Linked DNA regions of Homo sapiens: region 1 is linked to region 2. A link is an interaction called in ENCODE POLR2A ChIA-PET data of the cell type or tissue named here. Cell type or tissue: OCI-LY7. All regions are shown on one strand.

Region 1 (5,000 bases), 170 kb before region 2:
AAAGATGGGATATTTGGTGGGATAGACTTTCAAGTCATTATTACTTTGGATAATGATTTAACAGGAGAGTCCTACTTTTAGATAACGAAAGAATTAAATTCCTTGGCTATTATCAGCTGCCTTTTGTGGGCCTCAGGTACGTAAGTTCCTTTATACCATCAGTTCTTAGAGTAGGGTCTGGGGACATCTGGAGTCTCTTTTGTAAATTGGTTTCTAAATCTAGAGCCTTGATAGGAGGACTACTTCAATCAGAAGGCAAATAACATCTGGTTGTCTTTGGGTGATGCTAGCAGATATCGATGATCATGGTAACCACTAGCCATATGTGGCTGTTTATTCCTCAGGTATACTAGCCATGTTTCAAGTGCTCAATAGCCACAAGTGGTTAGTCGCTATCATATTGAACAATCTAGATATAAAACATTTCTGTCATCACGGGTTGTTTTCTTAGACACATGAATGTGCAAATGTGTTGCTGTAAATAACAAAAGTAGTTATCTTGTTATTAAAGTAGACATGTAACAAGGATTATGCTCTCAAATACATTATTAGTGTGAACTGGGGCACTGTAGATCATCTCTTCATTGCCATTAACTAAGGGTAAAAGGGAGGATAATTTCATAATTATCTTTGATGTATAAGTCTTTGATAAACCTACAGAACATATCTATACTGGGAAGCATAAATTCATTGACTGGTTTATTTTGTTAAAAAATGGTTTTTGTTTGTTTAGTTTGGGTTTTTTTTTTTTCTTCCTCTGTTGCCCAGGCTGGAGTGCAGTGGCACAATCTCAGCTCATTGCAATCTCCACTTCCCAGAGTCAAGCAATCCTCCCACCTCAGCCTCCAAGTAGGTGGGACTACAGGCACCCATCACCATGCCCAGCTAATTTTTGTATTTTGTAGAGAGGGGGTTTCGCCATGTTGCCCAGACTGGCCTCAAACTCCTGAGCTCAAGCAATCCATCTGTCTCGGCCTCCCAAAGTGCTGGGATTACAGGCGTCAGCCACCACACCCCGCATATAAAAATGTTTTGGCCAGGCGCTGTGGCTCACGCCTGTAATCCCAGCACTTTGGGAGGCAAGGCAGGCGGATCACGAGGTCAGGAGATCGAGACCATCCCGGTTAACATGGTGAAACTCTGTCTCTACTAAAAACACAAAAAATTGGCCGGGCATGGTGGCGGGTGCCTGTAGACCCAGCCACTCGGGAGGCTGAAGCAGGAGAATGGCGTGAACCCAGTAGGTGGAAATTGCAGTGAGCCAAGATCGCACCACTGCACTCCAGCCTGGGCAACAGAGTGAGACTCCGTCACACACAAAAAAATGTTTTAAGTGTTCATGTTTAATATTGCATATCCTTGCCACTCAAAGCTGCAAAGCTTCACCCGGAAGCTTGTTAGAAATGCAGGCCCTTGGGCTCCACTCCAGTCTTCCTGAATTAGAATCTGCATTTTAACAATACCGCCGTATGATTCATCTGTGCATTAAAGTTTAAGAAGCCCTATTGTAAGTAATCTCTTTATCTTTATTATTATTATTATTTGAGATGGAATCTCGCTCTGTTGCCCAGGCTAGAGGGCAATGGCGTGATCTCGGCTCACTGCAACCTCTGCCTCCTGGGTTTAAGCAATTCTCTTGCCTCAGCCTCCCGAGTAGCTGGGATTACAGGCGTGCGCCACCACACCTGGCTAATTTTTGTATTTTTAGTAGAGACAGGGTTTCACCATCTTGGCCAGGCTAGTCTTGAACTCCTGACCTCGGGTGATCTGCCTGCCTCCGCCTCCCAAAGTACTGGGATTACAGGCATGAGCCACCACACCTGGCCAGTAATCCCTTTATCTTTAATAGTGTCCCTTCCTAACCTTGTTCTTCAAGCTTGTCCAGCTTCCAAGTATGCAAAAGTCAGAGATTCCCATTACCATTTCTAGCCCTTTTTCTGCACTCCCCACCCCAAAACAGGATTTTTATTCCTGTTTTACTTTAGCCTCTTTTTCCTGGCCTGTGACTTGGACCACTCAGCACCTTGTCTCTGTTCATCTCTGGATTAAGCCCACTGCTCACCCGTAGCTCCCTGCAGTGCTGGCAGGGGACTGTGGCCTTAACAGTTGCTCCCTGCTTTCCCTCTTTTCTCTAAAATCTCTGTGCTTTTCTAAAAAAAAAAAAAAAAAAAAGTCTTCCCCCCGCCTTCCCGCCCTCAACTCTCTAGCTTACCTGAAGGTTCCCTCCTCTTCCCACTGCAACATCACACTTTAATTGGACTTTTTCACACTTCATTAGGCACCTGTAAAGCCTGGTGTTTCTACATAGTCACTCAGGAGACCTTAAAACTTTGCATTTTGTTGTAGCTTCCATGTAGTCCACTATAATTTTAGAAAGCTAAACAAAACAAAAGACCCTGCATTTTCATGCCACATTGGCCCCTCCAGCCCTCTGTGTTGGCAGTGTGTGTGTGCAGTTTCATAGTTATAATTCAAAGTCAGAATATAGGTAGAGGTGGGAGGAGAGCTATAAAGAAAATGTCAGTATTCAAGGGAAAAATAGCAGTTATTTTTATATATTATATTTTTATATGTTTGTATAACATTTTATATTATTTAAATATTTCCATTTGGTTTTCCATGTCTCCTTGCTATACTGTAAGATTTTGGAGACCAGTAAAAAGGCTGTTGCAATCATCTATACAGGAGAAAACTGAGGACATTGCTCATGGGGCTAGAAAGAAGATGACTATAGACATATGTAGGTGGTAGAATCTACAGGACTACTCTAGGTACAGGGAGGAGGCCTGCTTTCCAGAAACTTACAGTCTAGCTAGGGAGACATAGAACCAGAAGGAAACATTTAGATTCTATAAATTGCAATATGACTAAATGCCATAAAAAGTAATAAAATTAACTCGTTTTTCTCCAATGACACTAATCTTATTAGTATCCTCAAATGTGTCTGTTTTGAAGATCTATGATATTATCTTTAGTACTTTTGTACAGAGAAATAAAGAATACACACCCAAAGGAAAACTTCTTCTGGTTTAAAAATGCTAAAAGCTTCAGTCCAGTGACATCTGGCCAGTTCGTACATCACCAGAAAGAGATGTTTTTATTTTCCATAAGATTTAAAATCCTAAGACACTGGCTTTCCTTCATCCTAGAGAATGCCTCCTTCAACTCTAAAGCTCTTTATCAAAAAGCCCTAAAACAATTAACACCCTCATTGCCTCCTAGGTTTTAGCCAATTTTTGTTTATGTCAAGTTTCCTTCTTTTGTTGGATCGTCCCAGACTTCCTTCTGGGTCCCCTGCCAAGATGCCATGCATTTTGAACAGTCTGTCTTTACCTATCTTATTCTTGCTTATTTCAGGTACAGTCAGATGCCTCATAATGACTTTCAGTCAACGATGGACTGCATATATGACATTGGTCCTATAAGACTATAATACCTCGTTTTTATTGTACCATTTCTATGTTTAGATATGCAAATATTGACGCTTACCATTGTGTAACAACTGCTCACAGTATTCAATACAGTAACACACTGTACAGGTTTGTAGCCTAGGAGCAACAGGCTATACCATCTAGGTTTGTCTAAGTACAGTCTGTGATGTTCACACAAAGAGGAAATTGCCTCACAATGCATTTCTCAGAATTTATCCTTGTCTTTAAGTAACACGTTACTATATATCTCCCGATATTTTCCATAAAGCTTTTTGGAATTGATTTGGGAAAATAAAATTACTTTCTGCAATCTTAAATTATTTGGTCCAGAGTATGTCTTAGGAATGTAATTATCCTTTATAAGTTCCAATTATCCTTTATAAGTTCCATGATTCTGTCCTTAACTATGTATTTGTTTAATGTCTGTATTTAGCTAACCATCCTTTCCAAATTTTATGAAGTCTCAAATTTCATATTATCATTCATTACACAAATTATTTTGTATAATAACTTGTAAAGTGAGATGTCAGATAGGCACTTATTATATGTTATTTTATTATGGTAATAGTAATTTATTACTCTAGTAGGACAACTCTTAGTTTATATTTTGAATTTATGTCTCTGGAGCTCCTATCCATTTAAATGGCATGGAAATTTTGACATGGTTTCATCCAGATTCATAAACTCTACTTATGTGTAATTCCAGTTTATTTTTACTTTTCATATATCTAAAATATCAAATTTTCTTGAAAATCACTTGAAGTGTAACTCATTTAATTCTAACCATTATTATTGCCTGGTTTTGCTCTTTTTAGACTTTTCCTTATCACCTTCACTCCTGATATTTATCCTATTTTACAGAGCCAACAGTACTCAATAAACAATAGAAAGAACCTTCAGAAAACTATCAGAGCCATCTAGAATTCATTAGAGAGTGGTGTTTAGGTCCAACTTTCAAAGGGTCCATCTTTGATAAACTCACAGAAGATATCTATATCAGCAACACTAATTTATTGACTTACTTATTTTATTTGCCAGGCTCTTATTATAGATGAAATGAAAGCAGTTCTTAAACTCAAGAAGTTTATAGTCTAGTAAAGGTGTAAATTGGTAATTACCATTACCATGGTAAGTGCTATAAGAGTTACTATGGGAGAAACTGATTTTGCTTCACAAAGTAGAGGATTAACAGCAGATGAGTTACCGTGAAGCATCATAGTGAAACATAAACAAGAACAAGGAAGTGAAAAACAGTCCTTGAAATTGACTTAACCATGTGTTCAAGGAGAATGTAAATAGAAAAAATATGCTAATTGTTACTTATTTGTATAACTTCAGCTTTCAAAGGGCCAATTGAAGCTAAGAGAGATTTGATACGTGTTTGGATATTTTTTTTGGTACACTTTTATATGGCAAGGCTAGGACTTGGCTGAAGAGGAAACCCCATCAGAATTAAGCTGTCATAGCCATTGCCCAACCTTTAACCTATTTAAATATGTTATCCTTTTCACCAGCACCTATTTCATTTTCCCTGGGAAAATATCTGTTTGGTACCACACAGTGACCCAA
Region 2 (5,000 bases):
AATAGAACTGAGCATTACGTGGGGGAAGAAACCACTTTGACCAAAATATGTATATATATATAGCATTAGATGAGGCTCTTAACATTCTAAAGTGGTATGGGAAGGCAAACCATACTTTTTAAAGATGAATTTTCAAAGTGCATTAGAAAAGGAGTTACTACTTCTTATTACAGTTGCCAGGAACAGACAATTTAAAAGTTTAAGAAACAATTGTTTATCTAAATAAGTTTTGAATTGCTCTTTTTTTTCTGGGTAAAGGTACAGACATTCTTTGAGCCACAGGTCTAAAAGATTTTGTAATTGTTTATGTAATGTTTCCAACAGACATCAGCCCTCATGCTCCTTTAGACCAGCTTCAGCGAACCTTTTCCATAAAGGGCCAGAGAGTAAATATTTTAGGCTTTGCAGGCCATATGGCCTTTGTGGCAGCTCCCCAACTCTGTCACTGTGGCACAAAAATGGCCATAGAGAATACATAAGCGAATGTGTGTGGCTGCATTCCAATAAAACTTTATTTACAAAAACAGGTGGAAGGCTGCACTTGGCCCACGGCTGTAGTGTGCCAATCCCCGGCCCAGACCATAGGTTGCTTCCACGTGGTAAAATAATTGATTCCTGCTTTCTATTCTGTCCATCTTTTTTCTTATGACCATTTTCATTAAATTTGACCAAATTCTTTATGCTGTACTGATGTGATAAGTCACATTTGGGTTTTTATGTTTTCAGAAATGGCAGAGTTGAAGGTTTCTTTGATAGGCTTCTTCTATTCAGGAATGCTCTGTTTTAAGAAAACATAATATAGAAGACCCCAAATTTCAAAATAGTAAATAAAGGGGATGGTTATTCACCTAACAAGAATTTTCTTGCTTTGCAAAATAACTCCTTGAAGGGTTTCTCTAAAATGCTTCTGTCCTTCCCTGACACCACACTATTTATTTACAGACAATATCTTACTAAACAACATAGGAGGAAGCTGGGGAGAGAAAAACTGGCTAAATTATCAAAAAAGACTGTTAATTGAAGATCAACCTAATACAATGTATTTAAAGCAAAAATGCAATGAAAAGGAAAACAATATTTATGTACTTTTCAGACACACAATTACCATCTGAAAAAAGACAGTGGTATTTTCAGCTCTCTGCTTCCACTCCAGATTCCATGGCCACTTCGTTTATCAGTGCTAGTTTGGGTCCTGGTTCTGTGTGAAGTGAAATAATAAATATCTTGTATGTTAGCAACGATGGGCAGTCTACTGTTCACAGCAACAGGAAGTGTTCATTTTTAGATTGTAACATTATCTCTAAAAGATCAAGAATGGATAAAATAAGATTTGCTATTCAAGCTGACTAGACCCTGTATCCTGTAATTTCCTTTGACCACTAGAACTCTGCAGAAAGTTTCATATTTGAAAGACTTGAAAAAATTCATTGCAAAGGATTATTTCATTTTATTATTGTCTTTTCCACTCAAACATCTGTTTTTAGGAAACCAACATTAATTTTGATTAACTGAAGAAAAAAGCAAAGCAACTAATGCATGGAAAAAGTATTATTTCTATTAAGAAATATTTTCATTCTTTTGATTTTATCCATGTTTGGTGAACAGATGCACATTTGTGATAAACCAGTGAATTTTGAAAAAATAAATAATTTAAAATAAGTTAAAAGGAAATGTAACTAAAATCTCAAACACTTCAAAAAGAAAAGAAAAATATAATATTCTCCCTGGTAATGCTTCCCTTTTTCTTCATCAAACTAACTTATGGATAACGGGGTTTCTCTCGACTCAGTGATTTGCAGTGCATCTTTGTTTCTTACAACTTGGAAGTCGCATCATTTACGTAATGATCTTGAGGAAGAAAGAAAATGCAAAGGGAAGTATGAAATAGCTATAAATTTGTTTCCTTTTAGAGTAGACAAAAATTCGTAAATTCTAAATGATCTTTGTTATTTTTTAAAATTCCAGATTTACATAAGACAGGATCATACATCTAATGTCCTGCTAAAACCATGCAAGGTGAAAAGCTGGAAAAGATGAGCTCTTTATACGGGCAGAAACGTTGTGTTTCTGGTTGGTAGGGTAAAAATTCCAAGAGGAAAAGCTTGTACTAGTTAAATATGTGCTGAACGCCATCCCCTTCCATCGTCCCTGTCTTGTATCTTCAACTTCTACCTTGAAATCTTCCTCTCACTCTACAAACGTATTCACACCTCTCCCACTAGGGAAAATAGCCTCATGAATCCTGAATTCCAACTTAACCTGTTATCCTCCTGTCTTTTCTCTTTTCCTCTCAGCTAAGCTTCTTGAGAGAATAGTGTTTATTTCGTCTCCATTACCTTACCTCCTCAATTCACTGCATCTTTCATCCCCTAGCCTAGGAATTTTTTACTTAATTGCTAAATCTAGTGGGCCCTTTTAGTTTCCTTTTCTGTTAAGATAGAGGCATGCGTTGCCTTTTTTATTAAAATTTTCATATTGCCAGGCTTGATTCATTATTTGCATGTGTATCTCTTTCGGTAGAATGGGTGTCCCAGGAGGGCTGAGATGTTATTTAATTTGAAACCTTAAGATGAACACAATGCCTGGCCTATGAAGGTTCTTAATAAATGTTTCTTAAACAGGTTTTTCCCAATTGGACTGCAATGATTTTTAGAAATGCGCAAGTACCAGGGTATTTATACAAACTTGTATTCTTGTTGGTTTGTTTAAATCATGTGGCCTATCTTTCCACATGGTTTGGGTTTGAGGGGCTCGTTTCCTGTTTGTTTTAAAAGGTTTCTTGCTTTGAAACCATTTTGCTCTGAAACACCCCTGCGAGTTTAGTCCGCTCTCTCGGAGGAGGTCTGGGGCCTGCAGCGGGCCTCCCAGTCAGGTCTGGTGATGAAGCACGACATCGCATTGTTGGCTTAGCCGCCCGGGTGGTTGCCTGTTTGTGGGGAGAGGAAGTAGCTACATGAAAACCCTGGGGATGCCAAATGTGGCCTCTACATCCAGGCAACTGGGGCTGGCTCCAGTGCAACAATGGCCGGGTACTTCTGAAAGTGCAGCTGTGACACAGCTTTCCCAGCTCACATTCTCATCAGATGTGTCCTTTATGCAACTTTTTTTTTTTTACATCATTATAAACCAATCTCATCATATTCTAAAATTTTGGAAGATTCAAGAAAAAAACATTCCTATTATCTGCACACATTGATACTTTGAGGTTGTATTTGACATTCCTTTTTGCCAGCATTTAAAAAAAATTTGATTGTCATTGTAGGGTCCACTTTTTTCACTTACTGGATCATAAGCAGTCTGTTGCTATGTGGTTGTATAGTCATTTAAAATCAGGCCACTTTTATGCTACATTTTGTAAATAGGGAAATCTTGAGACATATATACCGTCCTGAACAATATTCCTGAAGAATTGAATTCCACTGTCGTCCATGAAACACAAAGGCCAGGTAATTCCCATAACTCCAGGTGATGCTGTTTCTCTTCAGCAGCTACTCCCTTTGTGTGGTCTTTCTACAAGTAGAGGTAAAGACACGGGTCAGGGTGCTTTTCTGGAGCAAAATTTGCACAATTTTACTGAGTGATTCCAGTCTCCGGAGACAATTATATACGCAGAGAGAGATTTTATGTACCAGAATATTTATTTTAGTGCTTCTTTTTATACGTATGATTTTTAAAAATTAGTAACAATCTACAATGCCCAACAATCGAGGAATGATCAGATAAGAATAGGATAGGATAATTTGAGTCTGAAGTTAAGCAGAAGTCAAAAAAGAGAGAAGTTGATCGGCATTTCTACACAGGTCAGTCAATGAACAAAGTATGTATCGTATTAACTCCAGATGAGCTTTGAATTGCTCAGAAAACACCAAAACAAAGGCAAGTTCGTTTGGGAAATATTGAGGAGAGGTTAAGAATCATTTCCATAAGACACAGCTGGGCAAATCTGATGTGAGAGAAAATGAAAATGTCAGTGATGTTTCCTGTCACTCCAGCATCTTTCCTACAGACTTTCTTAGTTCTGTGGTCAAAATTTGCTTTTGCTTTTATTTGAATATTTCCTGCTCCCTCCCACAATGATCTTCAAGTTGGGTATGCCAAAGCAGACCATTTTCCTTAAGACTTTATTTTCATTTTTTCCTCTTCTGGGATGGTGGAGCTCATAAGAAGCAAGAGAACGCCTTTGTAGCCTGGTGCAGCCAGAAGCTCTTGTTGAATCTTGTCATGACACGCATGACTCCTGAGATTACAGAGCCTTCCACATGAGAGCTGCTCTAAAGTCTCATGGACTAGCTATAAAATAGGAAGTTATAAAAAAGGACTGGTATTCGCCATTCATCGGAAGAAGAGCAGTGTTTATTGAGCGTCATGGTCATCACTAGGGCTGGTTACCATGCATTTTTAGTCCTTCTTGTCCCCTATTCTGGGCACAGGGCTGGAATTCATTTCCTGGACTTATCGTAGTTGAGGTGGTGTATTAGTTTTGACTAATGAGTTATGGGGGAAAAGTGATGTGTGTCAATTATAGGCTGCACATTTTATTAGCAGTATAATTAAGCACTGTCTTGTCCCCTTTGCCGTGACAACTAGCAAGGTTTGACACGATTGTTTACAGAGCATTGTTTAAAAGATAAAATCACAAGACCGCTCAGAATAGGGAGTGACTGAATTCACACTCTTTTGCTTTCTCAAAAGAGAGTTTCGGTGTGAAATTAGCAGGTCCTCACATGGCCTTCTTTCTTTCCAAGTGGGGTAGGATGAGGCAGATTCTCCCTCCTGTGGCCTTCAGGCATGCCATTGTAGCCCCTCCCTTGCTGAAACACAAAAACCTATGTCTTGGCTGGAGCTTTCCTGGCTTCCAAGTCTAGACCTCTGTGTCCAGTGTGTCCCCACGTGTTTGTGCCTCAAGTATCAGTGAAGCCTAGCGTGAAAGAGATCAGGCCCAGGAGTCACATTGTGTGACTTGGCCATTTAACATCTGTGTGACCTTGATAAAGTTAAAA

What was found. Peaks named below come from ENCODE experiments on the same cell type or tissue, not always from the same donor. Only the 100,000 strongest peaks of a DNase experiment are listed, where the experiment ranks them.
Region 1: POLR2A ChIA-PET joins it to region 2 with 12 read pairs; 17 of 35 experiments call an interaction of 5 or more read pairs at or near these places.

The regions. Positions count from the first base shown.
Region 1 is chr15:38,241,922-38,246,921 of GRCh38, reverse strand. No RefSeq gene overlaps it. Among named protein-coding and RNA genes, the nearest start is that of SPRED1, 8.4 kb to the left of the region's middle. In OCI-LY7, no CTCF peak of the experiment used is centred here; a DNase peak (open chromatin) is centred at 4,681; H3K4me3 peaks cover 705 bases; H3K27ac peaks cover 784 bases.
Region 2 is chr15:38,074,904-38,079,903 of GRCh38, reverse strand. No RefSeq gene overlaps it. Among named protein-coding and RNA genes, the nearest start is that of LINC01852, 4.4 kb to the right of the region's middle. In OCI-LY7, no CTCF peak of the experiment used is centred here; DNase peaks (open chromatin) are centred at 2,893, 4,233 and 4,993; H3K4me3 peaks cover 4,402 bases; H3K27ac peaks cover 5,000 bases.